Regions from separate parts of the Homo sapiens genome. Here region 1 is linked to region 2. Evidence: chromatin contacts called from ENCODE Hi-C or POLR2A ChIA-PET data. All regions are on one chromosome and are shown on one strand. The core of a region is the stretch at or near the end of the contact, and the rest is flanking DNA. Distances in the headings are between cores, read along the strand shown. Region 1 holds the start of LINC02851 (long intergenic non-protein coding RNA 2851). Region 2 has its middle 63 kb from the start of RANBP6.

Evidence for each region. Hi-C counts contacts between places; a loop is a spot of excess contacts on that map. ChIA-PET counts read pairs that join two places held with the same protein, here RNA polymerase II (POLR2A). Pooled maps may share reads with other maps.
Region 1: a pooled map shows a loop between it and region 2 (4-fold over the local background). The contact joins the promoter of LINC02851 here to the enhancer-like site in region 2. A Hi-C loop is called at or near these places in 2 of 50 pooled maps. POLR2A ChIA-PET finds 5 or more read pairs at or near these places in 2 of 52 experiments (HEK293 and PC-9).

Annotation. Positions count from the first base shown.
Region 1 is chr9:6,702,258-6,709,240 of GRCh38, reverse strand. LINC02851 (long intergenic non-protein coding RNA 2851) reads right to left here and starts at 4,934. Exons shown (of 3, transcript NR_184134.1): 1 at 4,898-4,934; 2 at 4,588-4,788; 3 at 1,461-1,699. RefSeq lists a silencer at 1,732-1,946 and enhancers at 4,653-4,782, 4,833-4,922.
Region 2 is chr9:6,075,283-6,082,312 of GRCh38, reverse strand. No RefSeq gene overlaps it. Among named protein-coding and RNA genes, the nearest start is that of RANBP6, 63 kb to the right of the region's middle. Within about 2 kb of position 1,957, at least 20 of the 41 ENCODE cell types and tissues checked have a DNase peak (open chromatin) inside an H3K27ac peak, as active enhancers do.

The DNA of each region.
Region 1 (6,983 bases), core at 3,685-6,184, 620 kb before region 2:
TTAAATTTTTTTGTAGAGACAGGTTTTCACTGTGTTGTCCAGGCCGATCTTAAACTCCTGGCCTCAGGCAATCCTGCCACCTTGGCCTCTCAAAGTGCTGGGATTATAGGTGTGAGGCACCATGCCTGATGTTTTAAGTGTAATTTAATAATAGTATCTTTAAGCATTATTTTATTAGATCTTGTTGCAGCTCTTTTACTACTGTAGTTCAATGAGCTCCAAGTTCTTGTCCCACGGTTGAGAAGAATGAGGTACATGGACACCAGAGAGTAACTAAGGCAGAGTAGAATTTGTTGAGCAAAAGAAAAGCTCTCAACAGCAAGATGGGACCCAAAGGTGGGTTGCTAGTGATGAGGCCGAGTCTAGAGGTTTCTATAGGCTTGAAATGGGGAAGTGTGTGCTGACTGGTCTGTGGGTATGCTTGAAAAACACCATTCAGAAATAGGCACAAAAGTGTAGAGGACCAATTGGGGAAGGGAGGTAATGATTCAATACATCATCTCATATATATATATTATATATAATTATATATAATATATAATATTATATATAATTATATATAATATATAATATTATATATAATTATATATAATATATAATATATATAATTATATATAATATATAATATTATATATTATAAATATATATTATAAAAAAATAGCTGAAGGATAAAGACCAATCAGGAAAGAGCATGCCAAACAGGAATGGGATCTCTAAATCTGGTTTGTGGATTTAGCCAGAACTTGTAGCTTGGTTTTCAGGCTTCAGACTATCCTTAGCTCGAAGGTTGAGTTTCACCAGGGACCCATCCCTGTCTGCCTAAAAATTTACCTGCCTCCTATCACTATCAATCTCCTGTATGATGACTCTACAAGTAAGTGGATAAGGCAAAAGCCTTTCTAAACAGGTGATGGGTATTCATCTTTCTGCCACAAGATATCACTATGTTTAGTCTCTGGACCTACCTACTTACTCTTTTTTTATTTTGTTTTGTTTTTTTGAATACAGAGTCTTGCTTTCTCACCGAGGCTGGAGTGCAGTGGTATGATCTCGGCTCACTGCAACCTCTGCCTCCTGGGTTCAAGCGATTCTTCTGCCTCAGCCTCCCGAGTTGCTGGGAATACAGGTGTGTGCCACCACGCCTGGCTAATTTTTAGTAGAGACGGGGTTTCACCATGTTGGCCAGGTTGGTCTTGAACTCCTGACCTCAGGTGATCCCTCCCAATGTGCTGGGATTCCAGGCATGAGCCACTGTGCCCGGCCGCTACCTATTCTTTATTCCTTCCAGGTACTACTCAGTGTTAATCAGTTTCACTGTACACTGGTTATCAACTTGAGTCCAGTGATATACAACACCCATGCACACAATTTATACTTAATGGAACCCCATGATTGTTACTGGAGTATTTAGCATTACATATTACCCCTTTTATAATAGCTATACAAAAATTACCCATGAGTGAATGAGCTGAAGCAGGTTTATTGCTTATGGATAGGCAGCAAGGAGCAACAGAAGCCTAGGATTTATTGTGAGCTGGTCCCCCAAGGGTCAAGAAAGCTGCCCAGGGCAGACAGGGTCTCAACTGTGTGTACTCCACTTGAACCACAGCCGAGAAATCCCAGAAAGCAGCCCTCTCTGGGTTATATCCTCAGGGGCCACAAGACTTGCTGGGCTAAAATGTTGGAGGACATGTCGCTTCTAGGGGAAAAAGAAACAAAGTCCAGGCTGTTCCAGCCAGTTCCTCCCCTATCTCAGGATACTGCATTCCAAGCATATTCTATAGTTATTCTTTTTTTTTTTTTTTGAGGTGGAGTTTCGCTCTTGTTGCCCAGGCTGGAGTACAATGGCACGATCTTGGCTCACGGCAACCTCTGCCTCCCAGATTCAAACAATTCTTCTGCCTCAGCCTCCCAAGTAGCTGGGATTACAGGCATGTACCACCACGCCCGGTTAATTTTGTATTTTTTTTTTAGTTGAGACAGGGTTTCTCCATGTTGGTCAGGCTGTTCTCAAACTCCCAACCTCAGGTGATAACGCCCGCCTCAGCCTCCCAAAGTGCTGGGATTACAAGGTGTGAGCCACCGCGCCTGGCTCTTCAGTTATTCTTGAAAACCACGGCCAGGCGCAATGGTTCGTGCCTGTAATCCCAGCACTTTGGGAGGCTGAGTTGGATCACTTTAGGTCAGGAGTTGGAGATCAGCCTGGCTAACATGGTGAAACCCTGTCCCTACTAAAAATACAAAAACTAGCCATGTATGTTGGTATGCATCTGTAGTCCCAGCTACTCGGGAGGCTGAGGCAGGAAAATCACTTGAACCCAGGAGGCAGAGTTTGCAGTGAGCCGACATTGTGCTACTGCATTCCAGCCTGGGCAACAGAGTGAGACTCTGTCTGAAAAAAAAATAGTAATAATAATTAAACCACAAGCATGAAAAGAAGAACTGGGTTGGGGTCTGAGGCCACCCAGAGAATTGTTCTCCACCCCAGCTCAAAACTTGGTCTTATTGTTGTTTCATCATGATGGATGTCTTCGTTGCTCCTCACAAACCCACTCACTTTTGGAATACCCACTTCTCTCTCTGGAATGTCCACTTCACAGAGATACCATGGCTATTCTTCCCTTTCTGTCAGTTCTGGCTTGCCATTCATTCCCACCCAACTGCAACATACCAGCTAGTAGCTGTTTTTCTCAAACCACACTCATGGACTACATCTCAAAAATAACTCCATTCTCTGAAGTATAGAACAAAGAAGGTCCAAATGGCCTCACTCCCAAGGCTGAAAGTTGTTCTGTAAGCTCAGCTAGGACTCTCAGGCAGGGGCCTCAGTTCTCCATATGGGCTTGCGAAGGGAAAATAAAACTTGGGGCCCCAAAAATCACTAAGCTAAAGAGAAGACTGAAGCTAGGAACTGCTTAGGGCAAACCTGCCTCCCACTGTATTCAAAGTCATTCCTCAGCTCGCTGAGATACACATCTGACTGCTTCCTTTGAAAAGGCTAATCAAACTCAAAAGAATGCAACCGTTTGCCTCTTATCTACCTATGACCTGGAAACCCACTCCCCTCTTTGAGTTGTTCTGCCTTTGCCTCGAGTCTGCCTTTGCGTCAAATTGTCACGCCTTTCTGGAAAAAACCAATGTTCATCTTACATATATTGATTGATGTCTCCCTAAAATGTATAAAAGTAAGTTGTACTGGGACCACCTTGGGCACATGTAGTCAGGACCTCCTGAGGCTGTGTTATGGGTGTGCATCCTTACCTTTGGCAAAATAAACTTCCTAAACTGACTGAGGCCTAACTCAGATATTCAGGGTTTACAGGCTTCTTGGGCTTCCTCATGGTGGCAGCTGAAGTCTAAGCAGGAGCCTTCAAAGAGTTCAGAATTGCATAATGCCAGGGCAGTTCAAAGAAAAACATTGTTTGGTAAAAGTGCTTAACCTATACACCAAAGGAAAATTTATAGCTGATGTTGTTTTTTTGTTGTTTGTCTGGTTTGAGACAAAATCTCGCTGTGTCACCCAGGCTAGAGTGCAGTGGTGGCATCTCAGCTCACTCCAACCTCCATCTCCTGGGTTCAAGCGATTCTCCTGCCTCAGCCACTCAGGTAGCTGGGATTACAGGCGTGCACCACCACACACGGCTAATTTTTATATTTTTAGTAGAGATGGGGTTTCATCATGTTGGCCAGACTAGTCTCGAACTCCTGACCTCAAGCAATCTGCCTCCCTCGGCCTCCCAAAGGGCTGGGATTACAGGTGTGAGCCACCGCGCTGGCCTGTACCTAGTTTTGAATCATGCGTTTCTACAAAGCAGCCTGAGGAAAGCATGCCAAACAAACCTCCACCCTGAAAAGGAGAAGATGGCCCTAGGATGGGTTAATAATCAAGGGCCATGAGGAAAGGATAACCTAAGGTGGAGTCCTAAAGGCCTAAAAAGGTGGGATCAGTTTAATGTATACAGTCTTTTTTTTTTTTTTTTTTTTTTGAGACAGAGTCTGGCCATCACCTAGGCTGGAGTGCAGTGGCTCGATCTCGGCTCATTGCAACCTCCGCTTCCCAGGTTCAAGCGATTCTCATGCCTCAGCCTCTTGAGTAGCTAGGACTACAGGCGCCCGCCACCACGCCCGGCTAATTTTTATATGTATTTTTAGTAGGGACGGAGTTTCACCATGTTAGCCAGGCTGGTCTTGAACTCCTGACATAGTGATCCGCCCACCTTGGCCTCCCAACGTGCTGGGATTACAGGCGTGAGCCACTGCGCCCGGCGGATGATCCATTTTTACAGATGGGAGGCATGTACTATCTTAAGCGTGAGAGACAGGCTACTAGAAAGGCCAAGACCATGGATTTCAACAAGTGGGGAAAAGTCCCAAAGGCGCAGATGGTTATAAAGGCCCTCCTGGGATAAGATACTTTGGCTGTAGACGCTGTAGAAAGTACTGGCCCCAGGAAGGAAAAATGGAAAAGCTGGCTGCAGGGTCTGGGGATATCCTAAGAGAACTTTCTGCGGCTGTAGGCTTTGGGAAAAGGGCCCTGAGGGCTGAGGGACAGGGCTGGGTCTGTCATCTAGTGACATCCGCACCCACCGAAGCTCCGCTGGGCTGCACCGCCAACTCTGGTCCTCTAGAGAGCTGCGAGGATGGGGATCAAACACTCAGTGGGGCCGGGCAGGCTGTCTGTGTCCGCAGCCCGCTCAACACGACGCCGGCATATCGCAGCGAACAGGAGAGGAGACGTCGCAGTCCCAGTAGTCTGTCTCCGCGTTTCTTGGCTGCCTGGTCCCGGCCCTGGTGCAGGGGGAAGACGATTACTTGGGATCTTGGGTCGGGACTCGGAGGGGCAAGGTAGAAAGGCAAAGGGGGCCGGTACTAACGGTGCGATTTGAGACTGTTCTACCTGAGTGACAGCGGACGCTCGCGCACGCGCGGAAAGACTTGGATGCCGCCCTCCCTGCGGCGCCCGAGGACCTCACGTGACCCCGAGGTCCTCACGTGACCCCCCACCAGCCAGCGAAGCGGGGTGGTCAGCGCCTCCGCAACGCATGTGGGTCAGCTGGCTGACGGGACCAGGATCTTCCCGGCGGCTCAGTGCAGTCGCTGAGCTAACGCCACAGTCTGGAAGTTGCCTGTTTCGTCAGAGCTGGGGAGATACTTGGGCAGGAAAGAGGAACTGAGGCCCAAGCGGCCGCGGGACTCCTTTAGGGCGGGACCTGCTGGTGTCCACCCGCCCCACTTAGTAATAGGTTTCCACGCCGGCCTGGGACCTTCTGGAGCGGTGACCTCAGAGGCGCGGCCATGGAGGTACCAGTGCAGGTGTCACCAGCCTCTGGGCGGTCCCTAAGGATTTTTTTTTTTTTTTGAGATGGAGTTTCGCTCTGTCGCCCAGGCTGGAGTGCAGTGGCGCGATCTCGTCTCACTGCAACACCCTCCTCCTGGGTTCAAGCGATGCTCCTACCCCAGCCTCCCGAGTAGCTGGGACCACACGAGCGCGCCACCACGCCCGACCAATTCAAGGGGAGCACTTCAACAATGACCATGTTGTAAGCTTCCGGGAGCGCAGATTCCGTGTGTTGGCGGCACCGGTGTGGAGTGTGTTCTACTCCCGCAGGTGTGAGCCTTCAGATGGGGAACGTGCGCTGGAAATTTCTGAGGAATGCTTGAACCAGGCCGGCTTTGGGCTGAAATTGAAAAAATTAGAAGTGCAGGTGTATCCTGGTTCTTTTCAGTGTATCGAAGTCGGGCTGTTGCAACCTTCGTTTTTGCACTTTAACGTTAGCTCTTCAGGGTATTAAATTTAGGGCTTTTGTGCTGTCAGAGGCAGATGGCCAAACGTACCGAACATTCTGCAAAGGTGAAATGAATTTTCTTAACTGCCCTGAAGTGTCTCAACTGCCAGGCCCTTGCGGGCCTTTGTTCCGTAACGTTCTCAGCTAAGAAAGATTACACGATCAATGGATTTGGGCAGGGTAATTGCTAAGTTTCTTCTTTCAAGTTATACTTTGATGTAAAGACTCCATTTCAATGCTACAAAACTCTTAATTTCAGCTTATTTGAAACATTCTACGAGCTCTACTCCCAGATGTTTTCTTGGTTTTGAGGGACACAGTGAGGATGAAGGGAACATGATATTCATGGTGGTAAAGGCAAAAATGTTGTTTACTCCACACACAAGACGAATTTTCCCTATACTAGAAGACAATTGAGTATTTTCCTAATAAGGTGTACAATATCGAGCTTCCAAGTCTACTTAGGAGACAAGGTGATGAGAGATTATGATAAGAGCAACAAGTCATAAACATAATGGTGACTGAATTATCTATAATCACCAAAGACTCAATGACTCATATCCCATGCTATCTCAAAGACATTTCACCCAGTTTTTCCCTCCATTGGTTCAAAATAAGATCACTGTCTTCTCCCTGACATGCTTTTTTTTTTTTTTTTTTTTTTTTTTTTTTGAGACTGTCGCTCTGTCGCCCAGGCTGGAGTGCAGTGGCTGCAAGCTCCACCGCTCCACCTCCCGGGTTCACGCCATTCTCCTGCCTCAGCCTCCCGAGTAGCTGGGACTACAGGCGCCCACCACTACGCCTGGCTAATTTTTTTGTATTTTTAGTAGAGACGGGGTTTCACCGTGTTAGCCAGGATGGTCTTGATCTCCTGACCTCGTGATCTGCCCACCTCGGCCTCCCAAAGTACTGGGATTACAGGCGTGAGCCACCGGGCCTGGCCTTTTTTCTTTTTTTTAAATTTAGATGGGGTCTCACTCTGTTACCCAGGCTGGAGTGCAGTGACCTGATCTTGGCTCACTGCAGCCTCCACCTCTCACCTCACCCTCCTGAGTAGATGGGACTACAGGCACAGGCCATCACGCCTTGGTATAGCATGATTTTTAAATTTGACTTCTAGGACACCCATTTTCTTGGTTTTCCCCTACTTCTGTTTCTGCTCCTGATTCTCAGTGGTTTTTGCTAATTCTCTCTTCT
Region 2 (7,030 bases), core at 708-3,207:
AGACATCAGGATGAATATATTTCTCATTTACAGCAGTGAGTAAATGTAGTGAAGTGAGGAATCCTTTAGGGCCCACTCGAAGGCCTGTACCTAGCCTTACCATTAAGTCCCTTCCTAATAGATTAGTTCCCACTTCAGGAATTAATAAAAATTGAATATGAGTAAATCAATCTTGATATCTGACTTCTGTGCTTTCTAAAAATTTTTGCCTTAAATCCTTCTCCTTTTACCCCGCTGACTAAAACTTCTTCCGAAGAGCAGGTAAGACCAGGTGGAGGGAAACAAACAGAGGAGTGTGAAGCTCCTGAATCAACTAAAAAGGTGATAAATTCATGTTTAGGTCCTACCTCCAAATTTATCAAGGGCTCCTGGTGGGACTCAAAATAAAAGAGGCAGAGCCCCTGACTCCCCTATTGTTCTTCGGAAGTCATGAGTGTAAAAATTTCTCTCTCTCTCTTTATTTCAGGACATTCCCTCTTGAAGTGGCCTGTTCTTCCACATCTGTAGCCTCTATCTTGTCCTTCTTCCGTCTCAGTCTTAGCATTCTCAGCCCTTGCTCCCCTATACCACTTAGGGGGCTTATTAAATGAGGACCTTGACCCTCCAGATGGAGGCTTCAGTCCTCTAAAGGAGGGTTTAGGCCCCTTATAATCTCTGGCCCCTTGAAAGCCCTGCTTAGAGATATATGGATTTGGAGCCATCTGTTGGAAGGCAGAAAACATGAGTTTTGTCTTTTGTTTTTGTTTTTGTTTTCCTCATCTCTTCTCACATATACTTTTTGAGCCTCCCTGAGCAGTTCACTCAGAGGCTGGTCCTCCCAACTTTCTATCTTTCGTAATTTTCTTGAAATGTTTGGCCAACTTTTAGTAACAAAGTGAGGTTTTAACATTCCTCGTCCAAGGGGGTTTTCCAAATCAAGGCCTGCATATTGTCTCATTTGCTCCCTCAATCTGTTTAAGAATCTAGCAGGTCCCTCATCTTTTTCCTGTTGAATATCAAATGCTTTAGAAAGATTTTGAGTTCGGGGTACTGATTCTCGAATTCCTTTTATTATCATCTTCCTTAGGTCCTTCACGTTTTCCCAGTGATTTGCATTGTTATTGTCCCACTGGGGGTCTCGGGTGGGAAATTTATGGTCTGCAGGAGGAACATTTTGACCAGAAGGGTGCTCACATTCCCAAACCACCATAGCAGCCCTCCGAATCGTACTTCGTTCTTCCCCTGAAAAGAGGACACCCAAAATGGACATCAACTCAGCCCAGTGTATATCTGAGGCCCTAGAAATTGATCAATTTGATCTGCTACTCCATAAGGGTCATCCAATAATGGCTTAAGCTCCTTTTTTAAATTCTGGACTTCTGAACTGGTCAAGGGAGAGTTTACAAAGCCAATAGCCACCCCCTGTCCTTGTGGTACCACCCTTAGAGGAAAGAAAGTTGGATCTGGCTCTTTAGGTGTGGAGGGAAATGGAAAGTTTCGAATATCTTTTTTACATTGCTCTATTTCACATTGAAGCCCCTTTAAAGAGGGATACTTAATAGTTTTGTTGAGGAGGGGGGCAGGCTCACAAGATGGTAATTCTGCAAAGTGAGGATTATAGGCAGGAGGAGCAATATGAGTATATGAGTATAGAAACCACAGGTCGGGGAGGGATCTGCAGCAGCAGCTGGGGGAATGGAACACGGGCAAGTGACACAGGTGAGGGAGTGGCCTGAAACAGCTGGGCAGTAACCCGAAACCGCAGCCAGAGGGACGGAATCGGGAACAACTGGAAGAGTGACACAAGCAGGGGAGGGACCTGAAATGGAAACGGGAGCTGGAGGGGCGGGACTGGGGGGCAACCAGAAGAATGATGCAAACAGGGGAGGGACCTGAAACGGAAATGGGAACCAGAGGGGCGGGATCGGGGCGGCCAGAAGAGTGACGCAAGCAGGGGAGGGACCTGAAACGGGAACCGGAGGGGCGGGATTGGGGGCAGCTGGAAGAGTGACACAAGCAGGGGAGGGACCTGAAACAGGAACTGGAGGAGTGGGATGGGGGCACTGAATGGAGGAAGGTGATCTAGAGGGTCCCACGTGTTAGTGGGTGTGGGTTGTCTAGACATGGGAACTCTTTCCCTGCCAGAGGGGTTGGCTTCTGGCTTTCTCCCTCCGGAGTCTAAAGGGTAAAGGAGGATAGGTCCCTGCCACCAATAGAGGGTGTAATCAATTTCTTCCTGGGAAACAGGGCTCTTATCATTAACATGCTCAATTAAGAGCTGACAAATCCGCTCCTCATTTGACCCAAATTTTGGCCAGAAAAGTGAGGGTTTCAGGATGGGTTCTCGAGCCCAAATAAAACAAAAATATTTTATCATCTGCTGTTTTCGTTTATACTTGGTCCTCTCATTATCTTTCCAATACTTTAGCATAAGCCCCAAGGGGCTATCAGAAGGAATTTCATTGCTCTCTTGACTCTTTAGTTTTCCTGTCTTACATGAAACATTCCCCATCTTAGGGGTTATGGGGGGCTCTAACCTCTCCTGTTAGAGGTGTCTACCCCCCTCTTTCTAGAGGCTCAATGAGGCTTTAAGAGGGGGTTCAACCTGTTGTGTTGGAGGTGTCTTACCTCCCCCTTTCTGGAGGCTTAGCCTCTCCCGTTAAGGGTTTCCTGCATATCCTATAGCTCACCCCTCTGGAGGCTCCTTGTACCCTTCTTTCTCTTTGTCTACTGTGACTCTTCCTGCCCCTAGTCGATAGATGGCAACACGAAACCGCAGAGAAGACTCACTCACTCCACACAACCATAATGCTTAGCCCCATTCACACACTGTCAAACTCCAAATTATCCTGACCACCAAGGAAATACTTTGTCACCTTTGTGAAGTCTCCTACCTTTTTCCATGCACAAGAATTACCTGGTCCTCTTATTGCCACGGTCTTGCAAGCCTCTCCTCCCTGCTTTGCTGAGAACCCAGATTTATTCATCACAATGGGTGGGCCCTGACCCCCCTCACCCTCTGGCCACCATAACAAGACAGTGGGACCCCTGGGTGAGGTGACCAAAGACCCCCTTCCCAAAGGAGAGTATTTGAGCCCCAGAATTTGGGCACCAGAATTGTTGAGAATAATGCCCAAAATCCTAAGGAAATTGAACACTCAAACAAAGGATTCTTAACCAAGCAATTTTACTTTTGCGCAGAGGGGTGCTTCTCCTTGGCCGGTCACCATGAGAGCACACCTGAACAAAGGGGCATGAGAGCCTTTATTCCTAATGCAAGTCCTGACCCTGTACCCTTTCCCCATTGGCCGGGGTCGGGCCCTACAATCTAAACTAGTCCCAATTGGCTAAACATTTGAACCTTTTTTAGATAAGGTGGGCATATAAGGGAGACAGGGGAAAGGAGTAGGGGTGTCTGCAGTGAGCTAGAGAGCTAGTCTTCTTTCCAAATAAGGAAAGGAATGTGAGCTGGTACTGATAACGCCCGGTACTGTGGTGTTTCTGGGTATGTAACAAAGGCAGAAAGGAAGAAAAAAGAAAAAGAAAAAATGGGTGGGGGGTACCATGAATTAAAGAATAAAGGATTGATCAGGCTATTTGAAAAGAAACCTCATCATATTCCCACACCTAAAAAGCTATAGAGGGCTGGTGGTGTCATTTACTAAAATGGAGGAGACAAGAGACTCTTCTGATTTGGAATCTAGAGAATTTAGTGGTTTGGGGTGAGTGGTGAGTTTAGGTTTGTACACATTGAGTTCACAGTGAATGTGCGGCTTTTGCAGAGATATTTGGTGGGCAGTTGAGTTATCAGGACAAGTAGTACAGTTGAAGGAGAGTACAGAGAATGATAAGAGGAACCAGAGTAAGAAGGACTCTTTAGGGATATTACTATGTAAAAAAATACAGAAAGGAAGCTGAGAAAGAGCAGTCTCAAAAGTAGAAGGAAAAATAGTAGGATGGGGTAATGGAAGTTGACAGAGGAAAGAATTCCAAGACAAAAAGACCACAGGGACACAAGTAAGGCAAGCACTGAAAAGTATCCATTGGATTGCACAATTGTGATATAATAAGTAGGTTTGAAATTAATCTTCTTCTCTCTGTCAGAGCCTGGAGGCTCAGACATTTAAAGGTGTTTTTGCCCAATGGCCCCTTCTGAATTTCTTCTGGGCTGCAAAGAAATCCCATCCGCATATCTCATTTATTAATTTCCTGTTCTAAAGAAATTTTAGAATATAAAGCCTTTGCAATTGAATACTTGTATCTTAAATTCTGGAAACTAACCTTCCAAACTGCTTTTTTGATTTTCCTCACTGAGGCTAAAAGTATAATAGAATTTATATTTTGTTCAGAATATACAATGAGATAATACTTGAATAATAGATTGGAGCCCATATTCCCTTAGCAATTCATAATAAGTATCATGTTTCAGGCTTTGAAAGTATTTTTTTTTTTTTTTATTTTTTGAGATGGAGTCTCGTTCTGTCACCCGAGCTGGAGTGCAGTGGCACAATCTTGGCTCACTGCAAACTCTGCCTCCCAGGTTCAAGCGATTCTCCTGCCTCAGCCACCTGAGTAGCTTGGATTACAGGCTTCTGCCAACATGCCCGGCTAAATTTTATATTTGTAGTGGAGACGGGGTTTCACTTTGTTGGCCAGGCTGGTCTCAAACTCCTGACCTCAGGTGATCCTCCCTCCTCAGCTTCCCAAAGTGCTGAGATTACAAGCGTGAGCCACCACACCCGGCCCGAAAGTCTTAAGCGAAGAAACCATATCATCTTTGTTTAACTCAATATTCCCCAGTTATTTAAGCCTATAAATTGTTTTTACAAATAATAATTAACAAGCCCGGATGTAACTGTTCCTTGGCACATCCTTTGAAAAATGTTTCTGTCCTATTGCTGCTATAACACCCCCTGCCAAAAAAAAAAAGGAAAGAAGAAATATGTCTCTGAAGGCATCACTGAAAAAGCAAGAGCAAAGAAGGGACAGAGGTAATCTTTAGGATGGTATCTTCACCTCTAGTGAGTGATATGAAGACATTGTGTTAACGCCAGGAAGGAGTAATGAGTGTCTGAACTCAAACAGTCTGAGTCTTAGTACAAAGGAGGGGACGAAATGGGATTGATTCGGTTGAGAGAAGAAGTGAAGCTGGGAGAGAAAGAAGATTGGAAGATGACAACAAAGGCTTCAGGTTTGGGCAACTATGCATATGACGGGAAGCTTGGAAGAGAAAGTCTTGAAGATGACTAATGTTTCTGAGAAGAAAAAAATAGAAATAATGCATGGCTTTGTGTAAGTTGAGGAGTCATATTATGTGGGTGGAATCGAGAGGAAATGCAGCATTTTTTGGAAAAGGAAACGTTGAGAATAATTTAACCATAACTAGGATTGCTGGGAAACCATTGTCCTGTTTGATGAGTGTATATTTCTTTTTTTTTTTTTTTTTTGAGATGGAGTCTTGCGCTGTCACCCAGGCTGGAGTGCAGTGGTGTGATCTCGGCTCACTGCAAACTCTGCCTCTGGGTTCACGCCATTCTCCTGCCTCAGCCTCTGGACAAGCTGGGACTACAGGTGCCTGCCACCATGCCCAGATAATTTTTTGTATTTTTAGTGGAGACAGGGTTTCACCGTGTTAGCCAGAATGGTTTCAGTCTCCTGACCTTGTGATCAGCCCGCCTCATCCTCCCAAAGTGCTGGGATTATAGGTGTGAGCCACCGCGCCCGGCCTGGTGAGTGTATATTTCTAAGGGTAGATTATGGTTCCAGGATGAGGGCCATTAGGGTGAAATTAACAGAATGTGGCTGTAGAAAGTGAGGCAAATAACAGAAAATTTGAGCCACTCTTCTTCTACTTGGAAACTCCTAGCAGCCATCATTGACATTCACATTATTGAGTAACTACTATATAGACTACACTGGATTAGATGACTCTTCTGAGATGGAAAGGAAATGACTACTTTTTTTTGTTTGTTTGTTTTGTTTTGTTTTGTTTTTTTGAGACAGAGTCTCGCTCTGTCACCAGGCTGGAGCGCAGTGGCACAATCTCAGTTCACTGCAAGCTCCGCCTCCTAGGTTCAAGCAGTTCTCTTGCCTCAGCCTCCCAAGTAGCTGGGACTACAGGTGCATGCCACCACGCCAAGTTAATTTTTTTTTTTTTTTTTTTTGTATTTTAGTACAGACGGGGTTTCACCATGTCGCCCAGGCTGGTCTCAAACTCCTGACCTCATGATCCGCCTGCCTTGGCCTCCCAAAGTGCTAGGATTACAGGTGTGAGCCACCAAGCCCGGCTGGAAATGACCACTTTCTAATGAAGCCCTGAGTGAGCTGGCAGGAAGCTTTGCCATTGGATGCAGAATAAGAGGGGAAGGATTTTAGGACTAAGATAAATTGAGAAAGTGTTTATTCAAGACAGTTTGAATGCAATACATGCAAAGCAGAAAATCATAATTGCTAAGAAAAACTAATAAAGCTAAAAATAAATCATATCTAGCATCAGTCCAAAGTACAGGTCAACATGGCAGTCAAATCATTAGCCAGAAGAATCAGAAAGCAGAAAGCAATAAGAGTAAAAAATAGATTGAGGAGGCCGGGCACAGTGGCTCACGCCTGGAATCCCAACTCTTTGGGGCTGAGGTGAGTGGGGGAATGGCTTGAGACCAGCCTGGGCGACAGAGTAAAAGATGCCTCTGAAAGAAAAGATGGAAGAGAGTAGTTCAGGACTATGTCTTTGAATTTGGGTGAGGTGAACACTCCTCTTTTACGCCATGCCAGTGTAATGGTTGAGGTGTTTGGTGGCTTGATGGAATTATTCAGGCTGATCAAGAGTAAGGAGAAGAAAAGTAAAAGAATGGAGGCAGGAAAGTGTATGTAAAGAGGTTGTGCCTAATAAGCCTGTTAGCTGAAAGGGAAGCAAAGAGAGCCTGGAGGAGGGAGGTAGAGAGGAAAGGAAAGTATAACCAGGAAGTCAATTAGATTAGAGTAGCATGGTAGACTGGAAAAAATAATGAATTTTCTTATTTCAGTCTGCTTCATTCTGAAATTTCTTTTAGGA